Regions from separate parts of the Homo sapiens genome. Here region 1 is linked to region 2. A link is an interaction called in ENCODE POLR2A ChIA-PET data of the cell type or tissue named here. Cell type or tissue: PC-3. All regions are shown on one strand.

Region 1 (8,000 bases), 140 kb before region 2:
TGGATGACGACGTCAGGAGAGTGAGACCATCCGGGCCAACATGGCGAAACCCCGTCTCTACTAAAACACAAAAAATTAGCCGGGCGTGGTGGTGCGGGCCTGTAGTCCCAACTCCTCGGGAGGCTGAGGCAGGGGAAGCGCTTGAATCCCGGAGACGGAGGTTGCAGTGAGTCGAGATTGCGCCATTGCACTCCAGCGTGGCAACAGAGCAAGACTGTCTCAAAAAATAAAAAAATAAAAAATCAATACTGAATCCCATGTGCTCCTATATTTCTCGTCTGTAATTTTAGTTTCCCTTCTAAACTGTAGGAACTCTGATGAAAGGAACTTTGCATGTTAAATGTATATGCTAGCGCAGTAGTGAACGCAAGGCAGGCCCTTAAATAAGTATTTCTTCTTTATTTTCAGTACCTTACACTAAATTCAGTGGTTGATATATATATATATATATATCCTGAAAAACAGAATTTTGTGAATCACAGGCAAACATGGTAGACTATAATTCATACAGTCTCAAATATGAAACTAAAAAAGTTCGATAATCATTTAAGCATTTTCTTTGTTTATATTTCTAATCACATCATGAGTTTCTAAATTTATCATTTTCACTGAATACAGAAGAAATGAAAAAATATTGTGTTTTGTACAACATATCTATGTACGAATATCTGTTGTAGAATTTATAAATAGACAAATGACAGGCAAAATGTATGCAAAATATTCTGGGCTGGGTGCAGTGGTGCACGCTTGTAATCCCAGCAATTTGGGAGACCAAGGCAGGGGAATTGCTTCAGCCCAGGACTTCGAGCCCAACCTGGGTAACATGGTGAAACCCTGTCTCAACAATAAATACAAAAAAATTACTCAGGCGTGTGCCTGTGGCACATGCCTGTAGTCCCAGCTGCTGGGGGGTGGGGGTCCCAAGGTGTGAGAATCCCTCGATCCTGGGAGGGTGATGCTGCAGTGAGGTGAGATCACGCCACTGCACTCCAGCCTGGGGGACAAAGTGAGACCCTGTAACAACAACAACAACACAAAATAATTTGAAAACAGAATTTCTTTCTTTTTCATGTTTTTTCTCTTGTATCTGGCATGCAGCTAATTTCTTTTTTATTGTATGTATTCATCGTGTACAACATGTTTTAAAGTATGTGTACATTGTGGAATGATTAAATCTAGCTAATTTACAAATGTATTACTGCACAGTTACCACTTTTGAGTGATAAGAAAAAGCGATTTGAGAACACCTAATATCCACTCTTGGCACTTTTTAAGAATGTGTCATAATTAACTATTATAGTCCCTATGCTGTACAAAAGATCTCTTGAACCAAAACTTCTTTCAAAAAAGGAAAACTACAATGGAATTTAGAACTACAAACAGACATAACTCATTAACCTTTCAGTTTTTATGTTAGATATAACACTACAGGGAAGTCATAATATTTATCACAACATTTAGGAAGCTTGCTTTTTTCTTATTTTTAAATTGCCTTTAATAGTAAGAATCATTTGTTTATTCTCAGATCTTAGATTCGAATTCTACATTTCTTTTCTTTTTTTTTTTGAGACAGAGTCTGGCTCTGTCGCCCAGGCTGGAGTGCAGTGGCTTGATCTCGGCTCACTGCAAGCTCCGCCTCCCGGGTTCACGCCATTCTCCTGCCTTATCCTCCCGAGTAGCTGGGACTACAGGCGCCCGCCACTACGCCCGGTTAATTTTTTGTATTTTTAGTAGAGACGGGGTTTCACAGTGTTAGCCAGGATGGTCTCGATCTCCTGACCTCATGATCCACCCACCTCGGCCTCCCAAAGTGCTGGGATTACAGGCGTGAGCCACCGCGCCCGGCCCGAATTCTACATTTCTTAAAGAGAAACACAAAGAGGAAAAGCATAAAAAAATTTCATACCTGATCCTTACAGTCTCGTCACTTCTGAGCAGGGAGGAAAACGTAGACTCAAATCAGGTGAAATGTGCTGATACATACAGAACAGGTTATATACATCATAACTGGATCCAGGCTGGGATGAACTGGAAAGTTCAAGCTTCTGATCTCCAAAAGATGATCTGGCAGATCCTGAAAGCAAATGTTTCTAAAGTTTAATAACATCCTATTCTTGGAGTTATTAGCCAACAGCTGGTACACCCAAGGCAAAAGAAAAAAATATTTTGTCTCAAGTAATGCTAAGTCACATGACTTTGATACCTAAAAACATCAGCACATACTTATGGAGTTCTGTGCGAAGGAGTATTATGCCAGGGATCAGCGATGAAGCCTGCACTTAAGACAGTTTGGTAAGTTTCTGGCATTTTTCTTTGCCCCATAGACATTTCTATATTTTGTGATCTGAGTTTCCTCTTATTTTTCTACTTATATATAGAACATCTTTCAAATTAAAACTTTTTTTGGAGATATATCCTTTTCAAGAAGACACAGAATATTTATTAAAATTTACCACATGTTGAGATACACTAAAAACCTCTCAAATTTAAAAGGACTGAAATCATACAAAGTATGTTTTCTTACTACAGAGCAATTAAGTTGGAAATCAAATTGCAAAAATACTTAATAAATGACATTTATATGGAAACACTAAAGACCAAGAATAACCAAAAACTTAATCTTTAAGAAGAAAAACAAGATTGAAAGATTTGCTCTACTGGATATTAATAGAATACTGGTAAGTAATAGAAAAAGAAATCAATGGCAAAGAAGAGAAGGCCCAGAAATAGACACCCATTTTATGAACACTTAATTTATAGTTAAGGTGGCACTGCACAAGAAAGGATGGTCTTTTCACTAAAAAGTGATAAGACAACTGGATATCAATATGGAAAAAAATAAGCCTTCGGCTGGGCACGGTGGCTCATGCCTGTAATCCCAGCACTTTGGGAGGCTGAGGCGGGCGGATCACGAGTTCAGGAGATCAAGACCATCCTGGCTAACACGGTGAAACCCCATCTCTACTAAAAATACAAAAAATTAGCCGGGCGTGGTGGCGGGCGCCTGTAGTCCCAGCTACTCGGGAGGCTGAGGCAGGAGAATGGCGTGAACCTGGGAGGCGGAACTTGGAGTGAGCCAAGATCACGCCACTGCACTCCAGCCTGGCACGACAGAGCGAGACTCCTTCTCAAAAAAAAAAAAAAAAAAAAAAAAGCCTTCATTCAACCAAACATATTCAGAAAAAATTAGTTCCATGGGCATTGTAGATCTAAATTAAATGTTAAAGGCAAGCCAATAAAGCTTCCATATTTAAGTTAACTTACATGAAAGTTGTCATGACCTTAGGACAAGGAAGCACTTCTTTTTTTTTTTTTTTTTTTGAACAAGAATTTATTTCTTAAAATTTACTTAAGGGATTAGAGCTAATATAAAATAGAACATTTAATATAACACTTGGAGTTATGTCAACATAAAAATAGCTGTGGTTACAATTAGCACATGCAATTCACTGCAAAGGTAAAAACACATACTATACTCTAGACAAGGCTTCCAACTGAAGTTAGAGTAGATGGGGTAAAACAACAAGTGAACATGAAAGGATTGCACTTAGAAGAAAGTGGGACATAGCTAGGATATAAAAGAAGAAACATACCTAATGCTAATCACTGCATTGTCCTACTAGCAAATTGCACATTTATTTTTAGAGTATATTCAATACATATATACATTGAGACTAGAGAATTTTCAGATATCTACCTTTAAAATATCCCTTTGGTTCTAACACATCACATTATGGTATTAATGTTAACAGCACTTAAAACCTGTAGTTATCATTCAAAGCTTGTGTTCAAGAGATTAAAAAAAAATCTGTCACTATTGGCCTTAAATGCATCTCATCACAATCCATCAACTTTAATGAAATGGGTAATGAAGTTAAACTACCCAGTTTATACAAATATTGACTGAGAAAAAGCCCTTAAAAATTTAGGAACAAATGAATGACAGAAGAGCTCACCCTGAGCTGCTACCTTTTAATTTTTAATGCAATGTATATGAGAATATCATGCTAATGCACATACTAGTAGCATGTATGATGGAAAAAATAGGTTAATGCAAAAGATAATACACTTGGCTTTGTAAAGTTTTGTTTTGACTTACATCTGTCTGAATTCTGTTTATTGAGTCTGAAAAGGAACTGCTGCCAAAGACCAGTCCAAAGAAGAATTAGGCTGTAAGCCTGCTAGTTTATATCATCTATGAAATCAATGACAATGCCCAATTTTACGCTAACCCTAAAACACTTGCCATTTTATGACTCCATATTCTTTCAATTTACAGAAAAGTACAAACTTTTTAAAGAAAGTAATCTTATCAGAGCAATATAATTTAACAATACCTATAATAGAAAGCTGTCCCAGTAAATTTTTTGAACAATTGAACTTTTGTCTCATGTAGCTTATAACTTTGATATTTTATTCATCCCAACAAAATAAAACTTTATTGAAACAAAAGTGTATGGTTTAGGAATATGCTTTTAATAACAACTGAGCAAAATTAGAATGATGTGGACTATAACAGAATGAAGGAAGAGCTCTCCTGCTTGATGTACTTGGTCAATATATGTTAGTAAACAGAAATATTTTAGGGAATTCCATATGATTATTCTACTTCTACATTTACACATCATGGTTTTAACTAGTTAAATGGGGAGAAAAAAGACATCTTTAATAATTGATGTCTACTTCTCAAACTGGATGCTCTACTTTAAATATGAGCTTTAATAAATGTTTTGTAACATTTTTAAGTTGTAACATTTGTAAGTATACTCCAGTCATCTTCAACTTCACAATAAGAGCTAGGGTCATCGGATGACTTCATGTGGTAAAACCCCTTATGAAGGAATAAGGCTGAAATTAAATGAACAATTAGGTACTGAAGAGATATGAACACAGAACATATGAATGAAATTTCCTTTTTTTCCTTGCTGCTCTGTTCCTGAGTGCTGATTGATCTGTAATAAAAAAGGATAGGATTAAAATTTTAGGTTTTAATGGTACAAAGTGTGAAGTCTTGTAGTTTTCTAATAATTATTCAGTATTATCCGTTTCAGAGACGAGGGTAGGATACCACAGACATCAGTAACTGACAAGTCATAATATCAACACATGTAACATTTGGGTCCTTTTTTTTTATAACCTAAGGGGAGGAACTGCAGTTGCAGAAGCAGTGAGTGAACTAGTTTTGTCCACACAAGGTTTTCTGATGTGCTAGTATTACTTTAAACACCACTTTTAGACACTAAAGATTCAAAGTGATAAAGCCACTCACTTTATTAGACTAGTTTTTACATAAATAACCAGACTTGTTTCTTTGCCTACCTAAAATACAATTTACATACATCAACACGTAGATTACTCTAAGACATGCTCGGGAAAGTAATTTTGAATGTAAAACAAGTTTTATGATTTATTTTCTCCTTAGGGCAGAAGATGTACATTACATATTAGTGCTCAAATATATGTTCATTTCCAGAATGAATTTTTGCACAGTAATCATATATCCATTTAATATGTATAAAGTGTTCTTGGGGATGGGGGCATTCACTCACTGTACCATGTTTTATACAGGCTTCAACATGCAAATTTGTTTATATCATGGCCTTCAATGATCCTCCATTCTCATTCCCGTAGATAAAGAGTTCACATTGTATAACTGACCCTGAAATGTACAAACTTCGCACTATAACATTCTTCATGACACTATTTATTAGGAGAAAAGTTGCAGCTAAACATTACAATCATGTGACTTATTTTGAGAAAATGGAAAATGTAATAGGTATAAATTTCCTGACACATACAGCAAGACAAATCCAGCCCAGCCTTTGATGATCAACTTAAACGCTGGTGATGTCATTATCTTGTGTGAATTTGGGTCTGTACCTACCTTTACTTCTCTGTGCCTGATTTTCCTCATCTACTTTGAATTCATCATTCTATTAATCCACTTTTGCCTAAAGTGGGAAACTGAATATATCAGAATAAAGCATCTACTTTTTTTCATAAAGAAGATCATATAATATGTGAAAGAACTTTGAAGGATCAGGCATTATATCAATGCAAGAATATAAAAGATAAACAGGAAGTCTAATCTGAATAATATTCTGAGAGTAAAAAGTGTAATTATATTTCAATTGTAAATGTATACCAAGTTTTCTTAGCTTTCTATTCTCCAATAACCTCTAGAAACTATTCTTTTTTTTTTTTTTTTTTTTGAGATGGAGTCTCACTCTGTCACCTTAGAAACTATTCTAAGCATGCCTGGTTTCTGTAACTTAAATATGGCATAAAAACCTGTTTCCTTTGAATTCACTTGATAGCAGTAGTCAAACACTAATAATGCTTGCTAATTTCCTCTCACTTTCTTAAGAAAGCCCCTATATTTAGCCTCTGCCTCCATGTCGCATGTGGTGGTTAGGTGACAGCATAAGTACACTAGTGGCTTTAGCACTAAACTCGAGGCCTGGGTCACTTCTCCCCTGAAGAAGAAAGGTTTAAAAATTCCTAAATCACAATGTAGAACTAAGTTACACCCTACCTCAGAACTGCAGATATTAAAATACCATCTCTTTATTAAGTGTCTCTACAATAAGGATATTTGCTAAGATCAAGATGTACAATTTTTTGGGTTCTGTTTTGTTTTGGTAAATATTGCCCACGTCTTTTTAGTTTGCTTCAAACATTTACTAAAAATAAAAAATTTTAAATCTTTGCCTACTTAAAAATAAAAAAAATACTCAAAACAAATTTAAGCTGAAGATATATACTGTATAAAGTGCTTCATCTACCTAATTCTCTGAAGTCTTTTTTTTTTCTGTGTTTTAAGACTTTATCATTAAAAAAAGAAGAAATTAGAGAAGGGAGGTGGGGGGGACAGGAGGGTGAAAGAATCTCTCCAAAATGTCGGATCCGGGCGACCCTCCTTCCCTGACTGCCCAGCCACCCTGTCCCTTCTCTGTCCTCGCGGCGAGGCCCTAGCTGCCATCTTCTGGGGACCAAGGCCCAGGAGCCCAGCTCGGGTCCCAGGCAGAGGTGAAGGCAGAAGCGGGGCTCAGAGCCTGGAGGCCTTGCCGGTGTCCTTGAGAGCCCCTTGGGTGGGCACTCAGGCCCCCATGTCCCAGCAGGGCCCTAGGGAGGTAGGCGTTGAGCGGAGAGGCCTTTGGAGGTGGGATCCTGAAGCCAGAGGACCAGGCGGGAACCAGAGCCAGGTGTGAGGCTGGGGGTCACAGCCGGAGGCTGGGTCTCTCCCGCATCAGCCTCTATAGATAATGCCATTCTCCTTCCGAGTTCAAACTCATCCCCACTGATGCTGGAGCCCGGAAGGCCACGTGTGGCTCTGTCTCGGTATAGCCCCCGATGGGCTGGCCCTCTGGGCTGAAGGCTGCACCCTGCCCTGTGCGGTTGGATTGATCGATCATAGGTTGCACGATGCGTCTCCGGGCATTAATGAACCAGTTGTTGACTTGCAGGATGGTAAGCCCCGTGTCCTGCGCCAGCTGTTTCTTCTGCTCCTCCGAGGGGTACGGGTGTGAGAGGTGCTGGAACAACCAGGCTCGCATGATGTTGGTGGCCACCTTGGGGAAGATCCCCCTCTTCTTGTTTCGCCGTGGCTCCTGGTCCAAGTCCTCATCTTCTCCACCAGAACTGGGAGAGGCCACGCTGGTGTCCAGCCCGACTCCTTGGTCACTGGAGTTGTCCCCACTCTGGGAGGCCAGCCCCCCGCTGGATGGACCTGGGGTCCCCAAATGTACAGACCCGCTATCCTCATGGTCTCGAATCCATATATTATTCTGGTCTGGGAGGCTGGGGCAGGAGGCTGGGTAGTCCTCGAAGTCCTCCCTGCAGCCGCCATCCCGATCCTCGATGACCAGGTCGATGGGCATCTTTCCCTTCTCCAGCTCTAGCAGGTGGAACCGCAGCACTTGGATTGCCTGGATCATCAGATTGTCCAGTTCTGGGTTGGAGGAGAAGAAGGGCCTCTCAGAGCGAACCTGCTTGGCGAA
Region 2 (8,000 bases):
TTGATTTACCGGCCCTGACTTAGGACAACATACTCATTTCATGGACAAGGAAACTAAGGTTAAGTGGGGACACGCGTTGGGCGCGGTGGCTCACACCTGTACTCCCAGCACTTTGGGAGGCCGAGGCGGGCAGATCACGAGGTCAGGAGATTGAGACCATCCTGGCTAACACGGTGAAACCCCGTCTCTACTAAAAATACAAAAAATTAACCAGGCATGGTGGTGGGTGCGTGTAGTCCCAGCTACTCGGGAGGCTGAGGCAGGAGAATGGCATGAACCCGGGAGGCAGAGCTTGCAGTGAGCCGAGATCATGCCACTGAACTCCAGCCTGGGCGACAGAGCGATACTCCGTCTCAAAAAAAAAAAAAGAGAGAGATCAAATGATTGGCACAGGCCAGGCTAGGGCCCACATTCCCATTTCCTGTTTTCCACACCACTGTGGAATGTCTGCTAGCTCAGGACTTCAGTGGGGCATTGATGAAGGGCTGAGCACTCCCATGAACTGCTCTAAAAGGGTTAGCCATAGAGAAGCAGGTATGAAACAATTCATGAGAGAAGAAAGGGTGGGAATGAGATAGGGAGGGAAGGAATGAGGAAGAAGTGAGCCACGTGGAAACCCAAGCAGGATGTATGCCTTCTGATTTCTACTGAAGCTGTAGAAAGGGCCAGGCAGGGCAACTACCTTTTCTTCCCCATTCTCAGAGAGATCAGAGGCCCTATGGTATGCGGGTGGACCAGTTCAGCCTCCAGTACCAGGTCACTCTGAAAAAGGGATTAAAAGGAAAGCCACCTGTCCATTAATACTGGAGAAAACACTGACAATGGTCTGGACTGGGAGAAGCCAGTCCTCCTGGCTGGAGACATGAAAACCATGAAATTAAATTCCAGAGCTCTGACAGAAGCCTGTATGGCTTTGTGTGGTCTCTGACAAGCTACATTTTTTTTTTTCAATTTTTAAAAAGGACTCAAAATATAAGGACTTCAATGACGGGACAGCTATTCATCTTTCCCCATCTCATAGTGCTGTGGGATAATTAAGGAATCAAAGAGACCAAGGGATTGAGGAGGATACTTATTATTTATTATTTAGGTGCACTGGCCCAGTCAGATTAACATCCAAAAAGACTGAGCCCGAACAAATAGTCTGGTTACCTTTTAAGCATTTTATGGGGCAGGGGGAGATCTGTGCAGGGGGAAGCATATTACAGAAGCGAGAAACAAAGACAGTTATTCAATTAAGACATGCATTACATCATTTCTTACTTTTCAAGGAAAAAACATGTTTTACAACTTGAGTTTATCTGCCTAGTGACCTTGCAGCTGCAGAGCTAGAGAAACAGCGTCTTCACAATGCCTGGGAAAGGGAGAGAAAAGGCTCACTGGCCACAGAAAAACAAGCAGTTAATTTTTAAAGGACTTCAGCTCTTTCTCTTCCTCAGGGGGAATTGGGTTTTCTTACATACAATGAATTTTTGCTTACACGTTCTTTAATTTCTTTTAATTCCTTTTCCAGTAGAACTGGACCTGAGGCAGCTAGGAATAGGATGCATGTTTCTGACCCTGGCCAGGATCAGAAAGAAGGAAACCTCTCCTGAGGGTCTTCAGCAGTGGAAGAGGGCAGTCAGGACAGGGACAGTGAGGAAACGTTACATCGCTAAAAAGGGCTACTTATGCGTATTCTATGCGTGGTTGAAAATAAACAGCACTGTGTCTGGAATGAATTTGTAAAGTCTTCGGTGCCTTCTAACTCTGAGTAGTCACTAGGTCTCTCGGATTTCTGAAAAGTACTAGTCAGTGACAAGAAACATCCCTGTGTTTATTTAGTTTAATCCAAATCCTATAGAACTCACCGCAGGGATGCAGAGCCATAGGGAGTGTAATATCTTGGAACCATCCTAATGCCTGATCCCTGGGGCTAGGTGGATCTGACCCCTCCCCCTCCACCCAATCTCTCTCTCTTCCATTCGCCTTCCAAATTCATTTGAGTTCAAATGTATCTGATTAAATAATCCCAGGGAAAACTGTAGAAAGCTCTAGAATTTGGGGTTCAGGTACCCTGGAATAATCCTGGATTCCTTTGTATCCATCTGCAAACGCTGGGTACACTGTGTACCCCCGTCCAGGGGTCATGCCTCGCAGCCTCTTTCTTCTAAGGAGCTAGAGGCTTCCAAGCTCATGCCCTGACCGTGTGTTACGGGCTGAATTGTGTCTCCTTCCCCTACAAATGTGTATGTTGAAATCTTTGCCCTTAATACCTCAGATGTGACTGTATTTGGGGAGAAAGTCTTTAAACAGGTAATTGAGGGTGGGCCCTAATCTAGTCTTACTGGTGTTCTTATAAGAAGAGGAGATTAGGACACAGATACGTACAAAGGGAAGACCATGTGAAGACATAGGAGAAGCCATCTGCAAGCCAAGGAGAGAGGCCTCAGAAGAAAGCATCCCTGCCAGTGACTTGATCCAGCTTCTAGAACTGTGAGGAAATGAGTTTCTGTTGTTGAAGCCAACCAGTGTATGGTTCTTTGCTATGGCAGCCCTGGCAAGCTCACACACCATGCGTCTTACTGTGTTTGTGTTGCTGTAAAGGAATACCTGAGGGGGTGGGGGTAACGTATAAAGAAAACAGATCTTTTGGCTCACGGTTTTGCAGGCTGTACAAGAAGCATGGTGCTGGCATCTGCTTCTGGTGAGGGCCTCAGGCCGCTTCCATCCACAGTGGAAGGGGTAGGGGAGCTGGAGTGGGCAGGTCACATGGAGAGAGAGGAATTAAGAGAGGGGGTGGTGCCAGGCTCTTTTTTAACAATCAGATCTTGTGGCAGCTAATATTGATAGAACGAGAACTCACTCATCACTGTGGGGATGGCACCGAGCCGTTCATGAGGGATCCACCCCTATGACCCAAACACCTCCCACCAGGCCCCACCTCCAGTATTGGGGATCAAATCTCAGCATGAGGTTTGTGGGAACAAGTGTCTCAACTATAACACCATGTCTAGGAATGTTTCGTTAAGTGGGCAAAAGGGCTGTTAACCTGAAGGGAGCATTCTGTGGAAGGAGACAAGTCTTCCCTGACCCTCCTGATCTCCACTGAGTACCCACGTGATGTTCATCTCCACGAGTGTGACGGACATTACTGGAATGTTCAGGAAGATGATATGGAAAAGTCAGCATCAGAAGTATGCATCCTGGCTGGGCACAGTGGCTCATGCCTGTAATCCCAGCACATTGGGAAGCCCAGGCAGGCAGATCACCTGAGGTCAAGGGTTCGAGACCAGCCTGGCCAACATGGTGAAACACTGTCTCTACTAATAATACAAAAATGAGCCAGGCGTGGTGGTGGGTGCCTGTAATCCCAGCTACTCAGGAGGCTGAGGCAGAAGAATCACAAACCCAGGAGGCGGAGGTTGCAGTGAGCCAAGATCCCACACTGCACTCCAGCCTGGGCGACAGAGTGAGACTGTGTCTCAAAAAAAAAAAAAAAAAAAAAAAAAAGGTGGGCACCGTGGCTCACCTGTAATCCTAGCACTTTGGGAGGCCGAGGCGGGTGGATCACGAGATCAGGGGTTCAAGACCAGCCTGGCCAAGATGGTGAAACCCCGTCTCTACTAAAAATACAAAAAAAAAAAAAAGAAATTAGCCGGGCACGGTGGCAGGTGCCTGTAATCCCAGCTACTCGGGAGGCTGAGGCAGGAGAATCACTTGAACTCGGAGGGCGGAGGTTGCAGTGAGCCGAGATCACACCACTGCACTCCAGCCTGGGTGACAGAGTGAGACTCTGTCTCAAAAAAAAAAAAAAAGAAAAGAAAAGAAACATGCATCCTATTCCTAGCTGCCTCATGTCCAGTTCTATGAGATGGGAGTAGATGAATGGCTGTCCTGGTGTTGAAGTCCTTACATTTTACTTCTCTTTAAAAATGAAAACAAAAAAAAATGTCGCTTGTCAGACCACACAAAGCCACACAGGCTTATAACAGAGCTCAGGAATCTTCTGTCCTTTCCAGAGCAGGCACAGAGACACGTGGTCTTCAGCAGAGCCTATGGGGTTCAGATGATTCACATAAGAATAGAAGTTTCAGGGCTGGACCTGGGGAGGCAGCCTGAGCCTGAGCCGGCTGTCCTGAGCCTGAGTACTCTAGCTGCCTTGTCGTCATCGCATCTGGCTGCCATCCAGCGCCAGCACACAGTAATGAGTGGCCGAGCTTCCTCTGGGAGGGAGGAAACAGTTAAAATCTTGCAGCAGCTGCAATCATCTAGGCGTGGTTCTCTTGTCTGACTTGGGCTGCACAGATCCTGGGCCAAGGGACAGAAGAAAGACAGCCTAGGAGCAGAGCCTCCCAGATGGCTGAGTTGGATCTAATGGCTCCAGGGCCACTGCCCAGGGCCACTGCTCAGCCCCCAGCCCCTCTCAGCCCAGACTCTGGGTCACCCAGCCCAGATTCTGGGTCAGCCAGCCCAGTGGAAGAAGAGGACGTGGGCTCCTCGGAGAAGCTTGGCAGGGAGACGGAGGAACAGGACAGCGACTCTGCAGAGCAGGGGGATCCTGCTGGTGAGGGGAAAGAGGTCCTGTGTGACTTCTGCCTTGATGACACCAGAAGAGTGAAGGCAGTGAAGTCCTGTCTAACCTGCATGGTGAATTACTGTGAAGAGCACTTGCAGCCGCATCAGGTGAACATCAAACTGCAAAGCCACCTGCTGACCGAGCCAGTGAAGGACCACAACTGGCGATACTGCCCTGCCCACCACAGCCCACTGTCTGCCTTCTGCTGCCCTGATCAGCAGTGCATCTGCCAGGACTGTTGCCAGGAGCACAGTGGCCACACCATAGTCTCCCTGGATGCAGCCCGCAGGGACAAGGAGGTGAGTGCTTGGGGACCATTCATCCATTTGGGAGAGGGCGGTGGGGGATGGTGTGCCCAGCTGGCTGCAGCTGCTAGGTCCACTGACGCCACTACTATGCTCTGAGCATACCTGAAAAAGACTAGCTTCAGCGTCTGCCTGCTGGGTCAGTGTAAATATACATTGCACTTGGTTTTGGAAACTGTGTGGAGTAGGTTGCTCCGTCCCCATCTCTGTCCCACTGTCTCTGTGCGATCTCTGTCTGTGTCTGTCTCTCCTCCTTCTTGCTAGTTTCCTGCTGTGCCTTATACAGCTTTTGGTGATGTGTGTTTGGGTGGAGGGTGCAGAAGTTGTGGGGGCTTAGGGCGGTGATATGTCCCTGTGGCTGGATCTGCATGGCACATCCATTGTCAATTAATGAAATAAAACCTTGGCAGAAATTCAAGAGAAAAGAACAACTCTTTCTCCCAGTTTCTCTTTTTCTCAAACAAGAGACCAGTAGAATGGGCCCCTCTGGAGATAACAGGAAATCTAAGAGCTTGAAAAGTGCTAAGATAGCAGAGAATTTGAAACTTAGGTCCAGGTATAATGTCACAGGTGGCTTAGGGATAATAAAAGTTCCTCACCAGATGGAGGTATCAGGAGAGACTAAGAAACATCATGCTCATAGCCTGTCATTTTATTTCCATCGGATAAGGAAACTGTTTCTAGAACAAGTCGTTTTTCTTTGCCTAAAGCTAGATCCTGGAGAAGTTCCTGGAAATTGGTTTGGCACCTCATATGCTTTTTTCCTTCTACTTTGACTTTCAGCGAACACTTTTAGTTTTCAGTCGGGAAGTGTAGTTGACGTTTGCCCCACATTTCCTACATTAATCATCAAGGAAGTTCCCTGTTGACACTGAGTGCAGGTGGCAGACCTATGGCCATTTCTTGGCAAATGTTCCCTGGCATCAAAGGAAAGAGGTTTCTAGGAAAGGGGGTCTACTTGCCAGGGCCCCTCCTCTCTGCCAATCCCTAGACATAGATTTTAGCTGGTGCTAGTGGGATTGTTCTGGAAACCTCTGTATTCCAGATGCCAATGAGTCACTGTTTCCGGCCCGGGAAGCCACTTGCCAAACTGTTTCCAGTGTTCCCAGGGTAGGGAGTGTCCCATCAGGAGGACAGGTAGATCAAGAAATAGATCAAAGGAAAAAGCTCCTGTAGTTGAGGAAAATAGCCTTCACTGAGTATTGCCATGTGCTGAATGCTTTTTGTGGATTTTCTCACCCAATCTTCAAATAACTATGAAGTTATCTCATATCCTCATTATCTCCACCACACTTGTCCAAGCTCATAGTCGATTAAGTCACGGAGTGAGGAATGGAAGCCTCTGGAAAGCCATCCTACTGGAGGGACATGAAGAAAGGACACAAAAATCACAATATTATCCTCTTTTTTTGCACCAAAACCTGCCACACATATACAAGAATTTTATTATTTTTAACTGGAAAAGTGATGCATGAAGATGTTAAAAAATAATCTCCACCAGCCGGGCACGGTGACTGACACCTGTAATCCCAGCACTTTGGGAGGCCGAGGCAGGCAGATCATGAGGGCAGGAGATCGAGACCATCCTGGCTAACACGGTGAAACTCTGTCTCTACTAAAAATACAAAAAATTAGCTGGGTGTGGTGGCGGGCGACTGTAGTCCCAGCTGCTAGGGAGGCTGCAGTAGGAGAATCACTTGAACCTGGGAGGCGGAGGTTGCAGTGAGCCGAGATCGTGCCACTTCACTCCAGCCTGGTGACAGAGCGAGACTCCATCTCAAATAATAATAATAATCTCCATCAAACAGTGCAATCAATTTTACTAGGAAAGGAGGGTCTCCAGTCCATCCCAGATCACCAAACCTCCGTTTTCTCCTCGAAGGCTAATACTGTCTACACTTTCTTATTTCCTTGCAGAAATGTTCTATGCCTGTACCAACAGAGATACAATATAAATTTTAAAAACAGGGCACCTAATGTATTAGAGAGATGTGGGGTAATTGCAATTCCAAGCAGGAGGAGTTGTGTAGAGCACGCGCAGAACTCTGAATTCAGACATCCTAGGAGAGAAGTGTATAAGGTAAAATGAGGACAACTGAGGAATGGGCTTGAGGGCAGTTTGGGGCTGAAAAGCAACATGGCTTTAGGTACAGTGCTAAAACCCCATTCCCCAGACCCCTCTGCTTTCTGGTCTGCTTAAAAGAGCTCTTGTCCTTTCTGTGTCCTTGTCCTGTGTCCTTGTTTTCAGCTCGGAGAGCAAGTTTACTCTGTAAGTGTAGCCACACTCTAGGTGGCTTGTCCAAATCTTAGAAGCCAAAAGGTTTCTTGCAGGGAGCCCAGGAGACCAGCCTAGAAGACACAGTACCTTGACGAGGCTAAAGCCTCCACCAGGATGATTTTGAAAGTCATCAGACATAACTAAGGCTCCGGAAGCCCAGTAGTCCCTTCAGCTAGCCCAGGCCTGCTAGAGTTACTCGCTGAAGGTCACTTTGGGTCATGCGAAGGGCTAATTACTCGGACAGGCATGCTGTGTATAGGAAACTGCAAACAGCAGGGTCAGCCATGAAGACACAAAGTGGCTGAGATCCTGCTTAGGATCCACAGAATGACTAATTTCTCAGTTAACCAAGTGAACCCTTTTTGAAGCTCCTATGGTTTCTAGCCATATCAGTGGGCAGACACTGTGTGCTTTGAGAGGTGGGTGTTCTTTGATTATCTTTTCTCTCCTGCTGAGCTTCCAGAGCCCAGCTATTTTTCATGGGGACCTCAGCACTTCCCTTTACCCCAGACCAGCATCTCCAGGCCCCTTTGTGTTTTTTTGTTTGTTTGTTTGTTTGTTTTTTGTTTTTTTTTTTTTTTGAGACGGAGTCTCGCTCTGTCACCCAGGCTGGAGTGCAGCGGTGCAATCTCGGCTCACTGCAAGCTCTGCCTCCCGGGTTCATGCCATTCTCCTGCCTCAGCCTCCCGAGTAGCTGGGACTACAGGTGCTCGCCACCACGCCCGGCTAATTTTTTTGTATATTTAATAGAGATGGGGTTTCACCGTGTTAGCCAGGATGGTCTCGATCTCCTGACCTGGTGATCCCCCTGCCTCGGCCTCCCAAAGTGCTGGGATTACAGGCGTGAGCCACCACGCCC

Evidence for each region. ChIA-PET counts read pairs that join two places held together with the same protein. Peaks named below come from ENCODE experiments on the same cell type or tissue, not always from the same donor. Only the 100,000 strongest peaks of a DNase experiment are listed, where the experiment ranks them.
Region 1: POLR2A ChIA-PET joins it to region 2 with 14 read pairs; 2 of 35 experiments call an interaction of 5 or more read pairs at or near these places.

The regions. Positions count from the first base shown.
Region 1 is chr17:15,786,952-15,794,951 of GRCh38, reverse strand. It overlaps LOC124903935 (a long non-coding RNA gene), which reads right to left and starts at 3,149. Exons shown (of 2, transcript XR_007065640.1): 1 at 1,907-3,149; 2 at 385-1,014. It also overlaps the pseudogene IL6STP1 and the pseudogene MEIS3P1. RefSeq lists an enhancer at 7,960-8,000. In PC-3, no CTCF peak of the experiment used is centred here; no DNase peak of the experiment used is centred here.
Region 2 is chr17:15,647,948-15,655,947 of GRCh38, reverse strand. TRIM16 (tripartite motif containing 16) reads left to right here. Exons shown (of 12, transcript NM_001348119.1): 7 at 4,002-4,857. The coding sequence starts at 4,339. Among named protein-coding and RNA genes, the nearest start is that of FBXW10B, 32 kb to the right of the region's middle. RefSeq lists an enhancer at 4,090-5,039. In PC-3, a CTCF peak has its summit at 4,724 (motif pointing left); DNase peaks (open chromatin) are centred at 4,117, 4,627 and 5,847; H3K4me3 peaks cover 3,924 bases; H3K27ac peaks cover 4,840 bases.